Linked DNA regions of Homo sapiens: region 1 is linked to region 2. Evidence: chromatin loops called from intact Hi-C (ENCODE). Cell type or tissue: ascending aorta. All regions are shown on one strand.

Evidence for each region. Hi-C counts contacts between places; a loop is a spot of excess contacts. Peaks named below come from ENCODE experiments on the same cell type or tissue, not always from the same donor. Only the 100,000 strongest peaks of a DNase experiment are listed, where the experiment ranks them.
Region 1: a loop joins it to region 2, with 2.1 times the contacts of the local background. A loop is called at or near these places in 3 of 110 quality-filtered maps.

The regions. Positions count from the first base shown.
Region 1 is chr2:109,238,494-109,246,493 of GRCh38, forward strand. The region is part of intron 1 of SH3RF3 (SH3 domain containing ring finger 3); the gene reads left to right. It also overlaps a transcript of RANBP2 not described here. Among named protein-coding and RNA genes, the nearest start is that of MIR4266, 71 kb to the right of the region's middle. RefSeq lists enhancers at 68-257, 408-497, 538-627. In ascending aorta, no CTCF peak of the experiment used is centred here; DNase peaks (open chromatin) are centred at 278, 3,118, 4,018, 4,418 and 3 weaker places; H3K4me3 peaks cover 514 bases; H3K27ac peaks cover 8,000 bases.
Region 2 is chr2:109,506,711-109,514,710 of GRCh38, forward strand. It overlaps a transcript of RANBP2 not described here. Among named protein-coding and RNA genes, the nearest start is that of SEPTIN10, 100 kb to the right of the region's middle. RefSeq lists enhancers at 783-892, 7,140-7,389. In ascending aorta, a CTCF peak has its summit at 3,600 (motif pointing left); DNase peaks (open chromatin) are centred at 3,601 and 7,571; H3K4me3 peaks cover 450 bases; H3K27ac peaks cover 1,690 bases.

The DNA.
Region 1 (8,000 bases), 270 kb before region 2:
TGTGTGAGAGTGAGACAGAGCCTCACCTTGTTGCCCAGGCTGGAGTGCAGTGGTGCGATCTCTGCTGGAAACTGGAAACTTTGGAGGGGACATTTTTTCAGGAATTCTTTTTCGCATTATGGATGCCACTGTTTCAGAGTTTCTTAAACCCAGAGTGTGATGAATGGAGGAGGAGAGTGCTCACAGGATGGCCTCACTCCACAGAGGACCGGATGCCCTTGTTGCTCAAGACTTCCTTCCCCCAGGCAGCTGCTACATGCTTGCATCCTCTGTGGCTCTTGCAATACAGAGGCAAGGCCCCTGATGAAACCCGGCGAGGTGTGGTCTGCCCTGGAGGACAGCAGCCAGTGTGGGGGGCAGTCCCTTCTCTCTGTCCCAAGGGAGGATACAGCTCCACTGTGGTCACTGGCTCTATGTGAGGGGGTGCATGCATCAGAGACAACAGATGAGAGGGCCCTTCAGTTGGCTTTTCTGCCTCCAGTTCTTTCTGTTCATGAGAGGAAAAGCTACTGGTAGACAGAACAATGTTAAATGTAATAAAAATAAGCAAGTTCCCTGGGTTTATGCAGTGCCAAATGTCAAGATGGTTGTATACAGGAGAAGACGTCCAAGACACGTCTTTTCCGAGTGTCCCAGAGCTCAGAACTCTGTGAGCACTTTGAGCTTCCCCAGACCTCTTTCTTCCCTGGGTGTGAGCCCTGCACAGTGCTCCGAAAAGAGCTGGGGTCCGTAAATACGGATGGCAAACAGCTCACCTGGGTTTCTCACATGGATTTGTTTTCTTGGGGGTCTCTGTATGGAAGCTTTTATCCCTTCCTAGGGGGCTATAGGAGTATTTTTGTTAAGATTCAATGGGTCATTTCCAAAGTAGTCATTTCTTTCTCCTCACACAAAAATGAACTGAATAAGAATAAGGATACAGTTTTCTAGTGAAAATTGGGGTCTTCCCTGCTCCTTGCCTCCAATCAAGTAAAAGCTTTTTAGAACAAACGGACTACAATATTCTGAAGTGATTTTGAATTTGGCCCCATATTTGACTCTGCGGTCCGATGAGGGACACGGGGTTAGTGGGCAGACACCATTGTTTGCACACACGAGACTGGGTACAGAGCCAGGCGTGATCATCCAGGATAACAGGGAGGAAAGAGAGGCCGATGAAGCCACTGATTTTTAAGAGCTTTCTTGGTGGAGTAATAGATTTTAGGGAGGGAGTTGCTCTGCCAAGTGCTCCAGCTTAAATGGAGCCACCTGTGGAAAGGAGCTGGCGGCACTGCTGTGGGAGTCCCTTGTCTTTGGGAGGGGTGTTTCACGGCCACCTGCCTTTCATCCCCACAGCTCACAGCAACTTACAGAATTTCCGACCGTCTCCTTGGAGACTTAGAGAAATGTGTGCTGAAGGTGAGGAGTCACTCAATCACTGGCAGCCAGGCGGAGGTGACTGATAGCAAAATGTGCTCTAGTTGTAGTGGGGCTTGCAGCTGGGTATCCTCTGTGGAATGCTTGCTGGCTCATGATAGATGAGTCACTTGTCTGTAGTGGTGGCCGGGGCTCTGGCCCAGACCCTTCTCTGTTTTCTTATGTGAGTGAAGGCTGTTGTATTGCATAGTGGGTGAACCACACCTGGGGATTCTAGACTTGGCACTGCCCTCTCTTCTTGTGGAACCATGGATCACCCATTTATCACCTCTGGGCCTCAGTTTTCTCACATGCAAAATCAGGGTTGAAGCCAGGCATGGTGGCTCACGCCTATAATTTCAGCACTTTGGGAGGCCCAGGAGGGCAGATCACTTGAGGTCGGGAGTCCAACATGGTTGAAACCTCATCTTTACTAAAAATACAAAAAAATTAGTCAGGTGTGGTGGCTCATGCCTGTAATCCCAGCTACTTGGGAGGCTGAGGCAGGAAAATTGCTTAAACCTGGGAGGCGGAGCTTGCAGTGAGCCAAGATCGCACCTCTGCACTCCAGCCTGGGCGACAAACAAAAAAACAAACAAACAAAATACAAACAACAAAAACTAAAACCAGAGTCAGGGTTGGGCTTGATGGTCCCTATCAGTAGCAGAGTCCCCTGGTGTGGCACTTTGACTTGTGGATAAATAGGTTTTTCATTGCTGCAGTTTCAAACCTTCAGCTTCTCTAATATCCCCTGCCACTGACGGATTATTTCACACGAACCAGAGAGGCCATTAGGTGAGAATGCCTTCATCTTCCCTCCCTCCCACCTCTGAGCACCCTTCTGTTTCCTTCTGAGCTTCTTCCTATTTCCTCCTGTCGTCCTTCTCCTCTCTAGACCCTGAGGGGTTTCTCTTCTCTTCTAAGGTTACTTCTTCCTACTGGACTCCTGACACCCCCACCCCCACCCCTGCCCTTGGGAACTTGATTCCATCTCTCTCTCTCTGTCTCTCTGTCTTGCTCCCCGCTTCTTTTCTCATGTTCCATCTTCTTTCTCCCTCACCTCCTTATAATCCACATCCAAACAAGTCCACATCTCCCCAAAAACTCCATGCCTCCCTTTTGGCCAAAAAGAACTCTATAGAGCATCAGAAGAATAATTACTAAAAATATATGTTTAAAATAAGTGGCCTTAGTAGTAAGCTCTGAGAATGAGAAGCTTCATTGTCTAGTAAGTTAATACAAATTAGTCGACAGTCAATGATGACAAGAAGAGAGCGAAATAAGTTTGTACTTACATACCTCAAAACAAAAACTCTCTGAAAAAGCAGTTTGTTTGTCTCTTGACCTAACAATTCCAGCCTAAGAATATAACAACAACAACAGAAAAGACAAATTCATTTGTAGTAATGGCCATTATAAAAGATGGACGGATATTGGAGCATTTGAAGTGGAAAAAAAGTATACAAAATTCATCTTGCTGTGGGACCCTCTCCCCTTTTCTAGGGCCATATGGGTATAGATGCATTGGGGGAAAAAATGGCTGGAAGAAATACTTTAGGAATGTCCTTTTTTTTTCTTTATATCTTTTGAAATTTCCTACATAAGCTCGTATTACATTTTGTTGGCAGAAAATCAGATTTATAACCATCCGTCCTCCCTCCCACACAACCTTCTTCCCTCCCACTTGGCCTCAGGCATTGAGGTTTGGCTTGGTTCGGTCAGCTCTGCTGGGAGGGCCCCTGGGACTCTCTGTCTCCCCGCCTCGCCATGGTGAGGGTTCGGCAGTTCTCTCCCCCAGTCCCTGCAGTCCCTCTTCTCTGGCTTCTGTATCTGCCAGTTTTCTGTTCCCACCCTGCGTGTTTCCCTAGTGTCTTGAATAATTTTTTTTTTTTTTTGAGATGGAGTCTTGCTCTGTCCCCCAGGCTAGAGTGCAGTGGTGCGATCTCGGCTCACTGCAAGCTCCGCCTCCCGGGTTCACGCCATTCTCCTGCCTCAGCCTCCCGAGTAGCTGGGACTACAGGGGCCCACCACCTCTGCTTGGACCTGAGACACGATGTTCCCCAGAGTGCTGCTTTCATGGTGGTTTTCTTGGCCTGACACCTGTGAGTGATCAGACTGGGAAAGAGGATTCCCTTTCCCAGTCCTTCGTCCTGCAAGTGGCTGGCTCTGGTGTAGACGGGGGTGTCATAGGTAGCCTGCCACACAGGGTGGCTCCTCTGTTCGCCTCCTGTTTTCCCTGGTCATGGTGGGCTCCCTGAGGAATCACTTCCCCTCTTGTCTGTGTTGGTGTCCTAGCTTAGGTGGCCCCTTTTCCTGCTGTTCTCAACTTTGGTAGCACCTTGGCACCATCTGGGGAGCTTTGTAGTCCTGAGGCATGGGTTCCCCCTAGCAGTTTTAATGTCACCAATTGGGTGGAAGCCAGGCCTGGGAGTCTAGAAGCTCCCAGCTGAGTCTGCTGGCTGCTACACTGAGGACCTTGTCTCCTGTCTGTGTCGTGCCTCGTTGCAGATGGTCACACCCATAGAGCAGCCCGTGCCTAGAGTCCTGGGCCTTGGGGCTCAGAATGGGGCCAGGCCTTCCTGCTGAGCCGCCCCAGTGACACAGGCACTGATTGGCCACTGGAGAAGCGGGAGTGAATGGCAACAAGGCCAAGTGGGAAGCCTGTGTCTGCACTGACCACCGTGCCCCAGGCCGGCCTAGCCCAAAGAGACCTCCTGCTTTGACTTTTCCTTACTGGGCTGTGCCTACCTTGTGAAAACTCCAGTAAAATTAATCCAATGGCTGCTTGGCCAGACAGTCAGGACACATTTCGTGAGCCCTGGTCTGGGCTCAGAGGTTTGGAGTCCACAGCTGGGCCTTGATCTTCTTTCCCCAGTGACGTCCTCAGGCTGGGGTGTGGCAAGTTTGGAGAGGATGGGGACCCTCACTCTGTGGCCCAAATAGAGCAATAGGGCCTTTTTCTTCTGCTTCAGATTATCTATTCTCACAAAGGGAACAGGCATCCAAAAACCTCACAGAACAGCATTAGGAAATCAGGAATTGCAGCCAAAGGACTCTTGTCCTCTGTGTGAGGCTGAGTCGGACTTCCGTGACTCATGGTTCTGTTATTCTGAGTGTTTGAGACTATTAAGGAAATTGAATTTAGAGTGTCGTGATTTGTGAGAACAATGAAATCGGCTGTTCATATTCCTGTAGCGTCAGCAGCAGATGAGATGGGAGGTGTTGTCTTTCAGGCAGACAATTGGGAGCAGGCTATTGCCTTGTGCAGGTGTCTTGTAAGGGCTGAGGAAAGCTTCTTGAGGTCTGAGCAGTAGCTGAGAGGTCTGCAGATCCCCTGCCTCAGTAGAGGGACCCATCAGCAACTGCCAGTCCTGGGCCAGAGCCGGCGTCAGCCGTACACCGCATGGATCCTGAGACTCCCGTGTGCTTTTGCAGCCCTGAGATTCCATGTGCTTAGTCTCCTTCTGTTCACCCCTTACCAGATATTCCCGGGGCACATGCTGGAGTGCCTGTCCTTTCTTCTTGCATCAAGTGTGTGGTGGCAAATGAGGAAGGGATTTTCGTATTCTCCTCGTGTGCATTCCAGCCAGGGAGGCCAATGAACAGGAAATGCTCATGAAAAAAGTCAGATGGGGCAGGTGACATACAGGTAATTAACACCATGGGAACCTATAATGGAGAATGACAGAGAATGACTTTTATATTTGGTGGCTGGGGAACATTTTTAAAGAGATGGTGTCTAAACTGAGAGCTGAAGATATGAGTGGTGAGAAGGGGCCAGGGAGGCAAAGGTCGGGGACAATCGCCTGGTACAGGGAGACTAAGGAGAGATTGAGCATGGTGTTTTCAGAGAACCTCGGGGTGGCCCGAGTGGTTTTGCAATCCAGGAAAGGAGTTTGGGACATGTTCTCTGTGCGTTGGGAAGCCATTGAAAGGCTGTAATCAGGACAATACGTGATCTGGTTTGCTTTAGAAAGATCTTGAGTGAGTAAATAGATGAGTGAGTAGTGAGTGAGAGAGGCTTAGACACCAGAAGAGCTCATGCCACCGACATGCAGCCATGGGCACTTGGTGGTTCTGTTTGCCCTGCCCAGCTCATGTGCTCATAGGTGAAGTTTTTGCCATCAGCAGTGATCATTAAACAGTGAGATGGGTAATTGTAGCGAGGGTATTTTCTCTGTTGGTCCTAGATTGCCTAGAATCCTGATAGAAAGAATAGTTTTCCTTGAACTTACAATTCAGCAAATCCTCTGTAGCTATTTTTTTTGTACTGTTTGAAGGATGTACTATTTATGGACTGCAAAACAATGGATTCTAATCCGAGCTGGAGATAAAACATGACGGGGGCATAAAACATTTAAGAAGCACACAGGAGGTACAACAAAGCATTATGCAACAGCTTCTTCAGGCAAATGTGCACATTTTGCATCTAGGAGCAGGTGAGAAAAGTGACACAGAGCAGAATTGTCCTAATATATAAACCTCAGGTGGTATTATGAAAGTAAATACTATATTCAGTCTTTAGGCAAAACCATCAGTACTGATTTTTGCCCATGAATGCAATTCTGTCTTCCTGATGTGTTGGAACTACCCCCAAACAAATGCCAAATGTGAGATTGAAAATTAAATTTATAGGGCCCTAAGCTGTTTGGAACTGTTTTTAAGATGAGAGCTGTTCCACCTAATAGTTGCTATAGGAATAAGCTGGCAGGATGAGGAAAACCCAAGAATGCCAGTTAGCAGGAGAAGATATCGGAGTTTCTGTTAGGCAAACACAGGGAGGAAATATGGAGATGGTATTATCTGCAGCACTGAGAATCACAGCCTCTAGAGACAGGAGTCAAAGTCACTCAGAACCTCAATGCCCGGGCCCTTGAGGCAGCCTGTGGCCCAGGGCAGGTGCCCCTCCTGCTGCTGGCCTTGGAGGGGTGGCCTGAGAACAGGGGAGGTTTTACACACCTTTCCCACTGCAGCCTGTGCCATCGTCATATTCTGCAGGGTGTGGACACAAGTTAGAAGCAAGACAAAGTTGGCTGGCCCTGAGCTTGCCCTTGGGTTTGAGACTTGATCAGGTGCCAGTATCTCTATGGAGAACTGTGAGTACAGTTCTTGCTGTCTTTGTTGTTGGATGGCGTCCCCTTTAAGTGTTTAGTCCTGTTGTCTGGGCAGCCTTGTGCTGAGGGACCCATTGCTGAGCAGAGTGTGCCCAGTTCTCAGCAGATAGAATGAGAGCCCCTCCACCATCTCACGGGAAGCTCCCCTGCTGGAGCCCACTTGGGTTCTTGCCATGTGGCTTCTGTGCTCCTGGTGAATGTATAGCTCCTGTCTCTCTAGGGTCATCTTACTGGCTGCTCTGAGGTTTTCAGACCACAGAGACAGGAGTAGAGCTGTCTGCTGCCATGGTCAAGGTGAGGCCCATGCCTGTGGTCATTCCCTCTGTCCCCAACTTGGGGACAGTGTCAACCTCTGCTGTAACTGGAATTCCCTCTTGGTGCTTTCATGTAATTTTTGTTTCTTTGTGGTTTTTGTCTGGATATTCAGACCCTCAGAGTCTGGCAAAATAATTTGCACATTAGTGCTTCCTATGTGAGTTGATTATTTTCCTTTCTAAGAGTCAACTAGAAATAAAAAGTAAATTAAGTTTTTATTTTTATTGGACAAACTGCACCTCTAGCCTGACATGTTATTATAGGAACTTGGGCTTTGAGGAGACAAATTTAAGTCTATATATAAAATAACTTTACGAGTTTTCATATTTGCTTCTTATCCCTTGAACTGAGACCATATTTGTTAAGATTTCTCTCTGAAATTGGCCACAATAAATATCTTAACAAATTCAGGAAATTCATTCTAAGTCATCATTTTTGCTATAATTCCTGGACCTTCAGATTTTCTGGTTAAAGTTGCCTCAGGGGGACCCTCAGATCTTTATGGAGTTTGTAAATCCATCATGAGAGATTGAATCTAGAGTACTTAACACTTGAAATCTAGAGTACTTAACACAATCCCGGGCATCATTTACTGGTCTCAGGAAATCCTTTGAGGGAACAAAAAAAAATTACTGCTATAATGAAAGTCTCTAAGCTGGCTTATTCACAAAAAACCAGTGTGGTGAAACAAAAAAAGAGCATGGATTTTTGAAATCAAGACACCTGGATTCATACTTCAATTTTACACCTAGGACTGTGATAACATTGGGCAAGTTACTTAGCTTCTGTTTCTTCATTTGTGAAGTGGGAGGATACCTGCTTTGCAGGGTGGTTGTGAGGTTGACAGAGGCTGCCTTAGGCTTTTCAAGCTGCTGTAACAAAATACCGTAAACGCAGTGGTTTAAAAGCGGCAGCAATTTATTTCCCACAGTTCTAGACGCTGGTCGTCCAAGATCAAGGCACTGGCAGATTCGATGTCTGGTAAAGACTGGCCTCCAGGTTCACAGACGGTGCCTTCTCACTGTGTCCTCCCATGGTAGAGGGGGCAAGGCAACTCTCCGAGGCCTCTTTAGTAAGACACTAATCCCATTCATGAGGGCTCCACCCTCACGATCCGGTCACCTCCCCAAAGGCCTCAGCTCCTAATAGCATTACCTTGGAGGTTAGGATTTAACA
Region 2 (8,000 bases):
AATCAGAGGCAGAGCCAGGACTTCTGACTTCCAATCTCTGGCTTTTCTTGAATGTAGCAGAAATACTAAAATGATGGTTCTGACAGGGGGCTCTGCTGGTAGCACTTACCACCTAATGAGGTGGGACTGCTATCATATTGTTTCAAAGATGGGGAAACCGAGGCACCACCATCCAATGCTTGGTGTGAGGCCACATGCTAGGTCAAGCTGTGGTTCAGCCCCGTGCTCAGCCACCCCACACAGAGCAGTGGGAGAAGAGGAAAGGGCCCAGGGAGGCCTTGACGGCTGGGCAGGGTCCATGCCAGTCCCGCAGTCTTGGGGGCTGGAGGCTACAAGTGGAGACTGTCCAGGAGTGGTCGGCTCTGAGCTCTACCTAGGGGAGAATGGCCTGGGCAAAACGCTAGCAGGGAGGAGGGTCTAAATGCCTCTGCCAGTGCTGAGACCCTAAATGCCAAGACAGAGCACAGCCCCTGCCCACTGCCACGACGTCTGTGCTGCCCTGAGATGCCAGCTGAGGCTTGAGATGCACCCCCCTTCCCGAGCCGGCCCCACCCCTGGCCGGGCCTCACAGACCAGGGACCGTCTTGGAATCGGTCAGGACCTTCTAGGGCTGAGCAGTCTGTCGGAGTTCTCTTCTCCCTTCTGTTTCATGTCACCCTTCCAGGGGGTTCCCTTCACTTCTCAAAGAAGATCACATTCAGCTGACCACAAGGGAAACATCTGGGGCCTGTGAGCTGTTGGAGCCCTGCTTCTGTTCCGCCTGTGGTCCCAGCATCTGAGGCTGGCTGAGTTCTGCTGACTGTCCTCTCTGTGCTCTCCTCCAGCACCAGAAGCAGTGGTCTCCATCTTCCCACAGTGATAGGAGCCTGTGCTACCCAGCCTGTGGCTCCAGAACTTGACCCCTCCCTCAGTGAAAATCCTGGGCTCGGCCCTAAAGCCACACCAGGGTCAGCTGGTGTTTAACATGGTAAGGGTTAAATCCCAGACACCCAAGAAAATGGCAGCAGCTGTTTGTCCAGGGCCCATCATTTGAACCTGCCCCAAAAACCAACTGGAATAAGTCAAAAGAGGACTTCTTGACTCAACTGAAAAGCTGAGGGCAGACAATCAGACGTGTGCAAATGATGGGGCTGGTGTTCCATGAGGACACTTGGCATTCTGCTGGACCTAGGGATGTGGGATATCTTGCAATGTGTACAATCGTCCCACGTGGGCAAAGCCTGTCCTGTCCCAAATGCCAAGAGTGGTGGGTTCACTAAGAAACGCTGGTGTAGATGAGTTTGCTTCAGGCATAGCTGGGTCCAGGTGCTCACATGACGTTTGTGGGTATTGCTGGGCTCTGCTGCCCTCCACGTGGCTCCTTCCTCAGCAGATTTCCCCATCTTACAGCACAATGAGGACCAGCAGGTTCAGGGTGCCATCTGACACCTTCCCCATCCCTGCAAAAATAGGCCTGCTCCTTCTCCATGGGCCCAGCCAAAACCCTGGCATTGACTCTCACTGGCTCCGTTTGGGCCCGTGCTGCCCTCCCTGACTCAGCCATTTTGGACAGGGGACATGTATATACTGATTGATAGCGCCTGAGGTGTCAGCCCTGCCCAGACTTCATGGATTGAGAGTGGGGGTGAGAAGATACACGTAGAGCTATTGGCAAAAACAAAAGGAGCTCATGACCGGGCAGACAAAAACTGCAGACGCACACTCCCCAGGGCCGCTCCTCCAGGACATTGCCCTGGAACCCCATGGCACTGTGCAAAAGCACGCGTCTTCCGAGGGCCACCATACCATATTTAGGAAAATGAGATATAAAAACTGGATCTAAAAGAAGTCCCAGAGGAAACGTCAACAGACGTGGACATCATTACAAATGTGAAGAAAGAACTCTTTATTTGGAAAAAGTAACGTTCTGTAATGTTCCAAAAAAAAAAAATGGAAGCAGATGAAAGCCTGGAGACAGCCAGGAAGTGTCACATGGGACACCCACTCACCACACCCCTCGATGGCCTGGCTTCACCCACTCACTTATCAGATCAGTGAGCAGTCACAGATGAATGTAAGTGCTCAGACAGGGCACCCCAGATAAGGCATGAAAGGAGAGACACAGCTGCCCACCCCAGCCAGAGTTCACATCTGGAGAGGAAGGCAAGCCGTGTGGGTAGTCATGGACTCGGCAGTCTGTGCCTGAGGAGCAAAGGCGCTACAAGCCCGGGACGGGGGGATGCAGTCCACTCCATGATGGGTCCCAGAGCGCTTCCTCTGGACGTTCTTGGCAAGAATACACAACACCAGCACATGAGTCAAGGAGCTCACAACCAGCTTACCCATTCCTGCCGGGAGAAATGGAAGGAAGTGCCCATCCGTCAGGGTCACACAGGACTTGCCTGGGTCTGGGCATCTTCTCTCCACCCCTTCCCACTCTACTCATTCATTCAACAGCTACTTCTGCTCTGGGCCCAGCACCAGGGTCACGGAGATGAATCCAGGCAAGAGGACCCACCTCATGTATTCAGGCCTTCCTGGAGGTCTGCCTGGTGGGGCCCAGCCGCCTGTCAGATTATGCGGTGTTTGGTGCTATGGAAAGAAGTGTGCAAACCCACGTGCCTGTATCAGTCACTTAGGCTGCCATATCAAAATACCATGCACTGCGTGGCTGAAACAACAGAAATATATTCTCTCAAAGTGCTGGAGGCTGGAAGTCCAAGGTTGAAGTTGCAGCAGGGTTGGTTTCCTCTGAGACCTCTCTCCTCGGCTTGCACACCGCCGTCTCCTCACTCTGTCAAGCAGCTGTGGCGGGTCGTCTTGCCCGGATTCATCTCTGTGCGTCTGTATCCAGTGTTCCTCTTCTTTTTAAAATGAATTTGTGTAAATTTATGGGGTGCAATTTTGTTACATGCCATAGTGGTCAAGTCAGGAGTTTTAGTGTATCCATCACCCGAATAACATACATGACATGTCCCCTTTAAGCAATTTCTCATCCTCCACCCCCTGCACCCTCACCCTTCTCACAAGGACACCAGTCAGGCCAGATTAGGCCCACCAATGGACTCATTTTAATTTAATCTCCAAGCAGAGACACACGCTGAGGCACTGGGGGCTAGGACTTCAACATATGAATTTTCGGGGAACATAATTCAGCCCATGTGCCTGTGCTCATGGAGACCAGGTCATAATGAAGTCAAAAGTTAAATTAATCAAAATAACTAGGCGATAGCTACCGGGCAAATACTATAGGGCAAAGTACTAAGGGATCGCAGGAAACTCTTATCTAGTTGGAGAGGTGAGGGGCATGGAGGGCCACTTAGAGGGTGTCCGGGTCTTATCTGGACCTCCACACTGTAGTCTTGTTTAGAAATTCACAAGGCAGGAAGAGGGGAAAGAATGTTCGGTTGGCGGGAACGGTGTGTGTGCACACCCCAACCCGAGGCTGGGGAGAGCTTGGCAGGATCAAGAAACTGAGGGAGCCCAGAGCAGGTGTGGAGGAGAGGGCTGAGGTGAGAATGGCCAGGGGTAGGTCTCTGAGCCTTCCAGGCCAGAAGCAGGAGGCAGTGTTTCCTGGGCTCTCAAGGGGTGTTTAGATGCAAACTGTGTCGGGAGCTCCCTCTGTTGGTGGCACAGGGAATGGCTCGTATGAATGTGGGAAGCTGGCACAGCAGATGCTGGGCAAAGGGCAAGGCGTCTCTGCCAAGGGGGCGGTGAGGGCATGTGGGGGAGCAGACAGCCCCGAGGGTCCTTTGACAAGTCAGTCCGATGTGGAGGCCGAGGGGAAGCCTTCCACATGTCCTAGAGGGAAACCCCGAGGTAGCTCTTCTCACATTTGTGCAGTGACTACCAGACTGAAGGAACCCCGGTTCCATCCTCACCCTCTGCAGCCCAGAGGGCTGATGGGGTCCAGGGCTTCATTTCTGTTCCTAGCCGGGACCAGGGGCTCTGAGCACCCACAGCCCCTTCCCAACAAAACAGCCACTTGTGTGTGCCATGGGGTGACCCCTCCTCCCTGCCCAGCCTGGGCTGGGGAAGGGCCCCGTCTGACCAGGAGCTGGCCTCCTCCAGCTAAAGCCAGGGTGAGCAGAGTGGGGCCCATGCTGGGTGACTGCAACAAAAGCAAGAGAGGCTTTCCTGCAGGGGAAGCGGCAGAGAGCAAAGGTGGGACGGGTGGCCGGAGCTATGGGGAGTGGGCCCTTCCAGGAGCCCCTGGCCTCCTCGTGGGTGCTGAAGATGGCAAGTGCGTGTTAAGCATGTACTAAGCCCACCCTCTGCGCCCGCCCCATGCTTAGCACTCTACATCCATTGCCTCGTTTTTGTCCTCACATCAGGCTTATGAAGTAGGAATTATGACCATGCAATTTCACAGATGGGGAAACTGAGGCAGAGAGCAGTTAACCAACTCGCCTCAGGAAGGGGCAAAGAGGTGCGGCACCTAGGATTCAAGCACTGGCAGTCTGGCTCCAAAGGCCGCACTCCTAACTCCTCAGCCTGTTCTTGGCCTCGGGAGGCCTGGCTGATGTCAGGGCCATTGACACTTGTCCCTGTCTGACTTGCTGTGACAGTGCTCCCTGAAGCCTGACTCGGGACTGGAGAATGAGGTCCCACAGCCACAACAAGTTCTCAGCTGTCCTCTGTGGCCTCTGATGACAGCACCAGGTGGCCCAGTATACCACATGCCCCCATCTGGTGACAACATACTCTTTGATCAAAAAGAACAAAAAGTTCTCCCGCAATCCAGTGTGCCTCTGGTCAGGCCTACAGGCTGGCAATTGGTGGCCTTAGGGGTGGTGTCCTTGCAGTCAGGCTGGGAGAACCTGCCCACCTGAAGGTGCCTGGACCACATGGCAATCAGCTAAGGCCAACCACTGTTGTGGCAAGGCTCAGATCACCTGCAGAAGGTGGGAGCCTGCAGGGAGGAATAGGGAGGGGCACAAGCCCTGGGGTCAGGGGCAGGTTCTAGCCCTGCTTCTGCCTCCAGCTGGCTTTGTGACCCAACGTGAGACCAGGGCCAGGGCTGGCCATCTACTGTAAGTCTTTTCTATGGAATTGCTCCACAAGTCCTTGTCCACACCCTCCCTGCATTTTCATGGCTGCTGCCCCATGCCCCCAAATAAGGAATGGGGGGTGGACAGAGAGAGAGGTGAGGTCCTGCATCCTGGGAGAGCACACCCAGGAGGCCGAGGTGGGGGTGGCCCATGTGTGCCTCCTGGCACCCAGTGTGGTGCTGCCCACAGCAGGTGCCGATGCACACGTACTGCAGAATTGCCCTAGATGGTGTTGCTGCCCAGAGGACTCTGGGACTCCCAAGTGGGAGTTGAGCTGAGTGCCAGACCCATCTCCAGGGCACACAGGAGTCCCATCATGTGTGATAATAAGCTTTCTCTACAACTCTAGTGGGGGCTGTGATATCTGTCTCAACATCCAAACACTTTTAGGGGGCTTGTCCGCCCTCCTCGGCCTGCTGGAAACTCTCTTCCTGGCTCTGGCCTGGGACCCTGGCCCTCCTCCTGCTGGGCCCTGGCCCCACTGTCCTTTGCTGCATGCATGCCTTGGTGACTGACGTGTGGGCCCCATGTGTCCCGGCCCTCCCTGCCCTGCATCCCTGCTGCTCCCAGGGTGCCCTCAGTGTGTCCTTCCTCCTTCTTCTGATGCCCAGCAAACCACCTGATGTGCTGCAGCTGATTTCACCTCTCACTGTGGCCTCCGCCACCCTCCTGCCCCCTCCTGAGTCAAGCTCCAGGTATGCCCAGGGATGGTCCCAGGCTGCCTGGGGGTCCACTCTGTACCGCGCTGGGCACCCAGGGATTTTAACATCACAAGTCCCCTCGCTACCCTCCCTGGTCTACTGCATCTGCCTCCTGGTCTCCTGGTCTTCACTGTGTGTCTCTCTATCTACACTCCAGGTTTTTCTGGGACATTCTTGACTAGACCCGGCTTGCTGGGCCTCGTGGGAGGCAAGTCAGCCACAGAGGCTGAGCAAGAAAGAGAAGCCGGGCAGGCTGGGCACCCTGGAGAGCCCTCAGGTAGCATCTTTGACTTTCCCCCTCCCAGGTGCTCCTGTCTCTCCCAGAGCCTCCACCCTGGGTGCCCCAAGACCTAAGACCCCTCACATGACTCTGACCCTGACCCCTCCTCACCCCCTCCTGGGCCAGCAAGGGAGCAGCCGCCTGCTATTCACCTCCAGTTCTTCAGGTCCACCATGACTTTGGCCATTGCCATGGCAACCATCTTGCACGTGGGTGGCCTGGCAGCCTCTTTCTGTCCTGGGTGGCTTCTCAGTCACCTAAGGGAGGGAAACCTGCAAGAGCCCACACAATACTTTCCCCTGCACAGAGCTGAAGGTGCAAGGCCCGAAGGAGCCAGCGGACGGATGTGCTGCCCTTCCTGGGGCAGTTCTGAGGCACCCCATGCCATGCCACCCCAGCTCCTTCCCTGGCACAATGCCCCGACCTTCCACTCCCGTGCCCTGGAATTTCTTCCCAAAAGAAAGCACCTGCACAGTAGACCTGTCTCAGCACCCAGGCCCCATGGATTCACACCTGACACACCACACACACCTCATGTGCATGCACACACATCCCACATGCACACACCCCACACATGTACACATGCATGCATATACTCCACATGCACACACCTCACACATGTACACATGCATGCACACACCTCCCGTATGCACACACTTCACACATGTACACATGCATGCACATACTCCACATGCATACACACTATATGCACACCACACACATCACACACGTGCACATATAGACACTCCACATGTACACACACCACATGTACACACACCACATGTACACACACCATACCCACATGCACACATTATATGCACATACACACACACTGCATGCACACACCACACAAGCCACGTGCATGCACAAACACACGTCCACACACTATATGCACATGCGCACACATCACTTGCACATTTGCACACACACCCTTCTCCCAGTTCTAGGACACCTGCGTAGATGAGGCTTTGCAGGAGGAGTGCCACAAGGGAAGGAGGGAGGTGGGTGCCCATGGAGGCTGTAGTCTGTGCTGCCTCACCTCCCCAGAGCCAGCCTGTGGCTACAGAGGATGTGGCCAGGGGTGTAGGGGATTGGGTATCACCAGCAAACCAAGCCCTCACCCACAGCCACATTCTAACTTCAGCATCCAACAAAGCACTTCAGCTACCCCAGGGGGACCACCGTGATGGTGGCCGATGAGCAAATCCTAGAAGAGCAAGCAGCCGGGTGGAGCCCAGGCAGCCTCCTGGGCCTGGGGGCCTTCTGGTCCCCAGTGAGTCTGCGGCTCCATGTCAGAGTTCTCCTCACCACTCAAAGCTAGAACGGAGAAGGGCCTTAATGTGGGCATGTTCCCACGGTCCTTAGAAAGGCAGTAAGCCTGGTTTATGTTGCTCCATCAAGTGCTCTTGCAGCTCTGAGGTTTGGTTGAAACTTAAACTCAGCATCAAGCTAGCCGGGCCAGATTCTGAGCTTATGTAACGCCCTGGAAACTCCCATGTGCTGGACTGGCTGTTTCTGGAATCTTATTATGATTCATAACTTGGTTACGGCTCTGAGCTGGTAAATACGGAGTTTCTGCTGTGGACTCAGAAAACCACGTTATAAAACACAGACCAGGGCTGTTAGGAAAACGCAGCCCCGGGTGTGCGAGTGCCCACAGCTGCAGCCCATCCGCCCACCGCCCCCAGGGCTAGTGAATTATGACTGTGCACAGCTCAGACCTCCATGGATGAAAGGCAGACTCACAGGGCCCTGTACGAGTTCAGTGTGGGGCACTTGGCTGTGTGTTGGAACCAGCCTGTGTGCAGGCCAGGCGGGATGCCGCAGGGAAGCCCTGGTGTGGGACCAGGGCCGTCCCTAGAGTTGGGCTCTTTCCCCTGTGTACAGACCCCCACGCAGGGACCTTGAGCCTGCAGTGCTCTGCCAGAGTGGCCTCAGGTGTGGCTACAGCCTGGACTGGAGTTTTCCTTCCCCTCATTTTTCACTTTC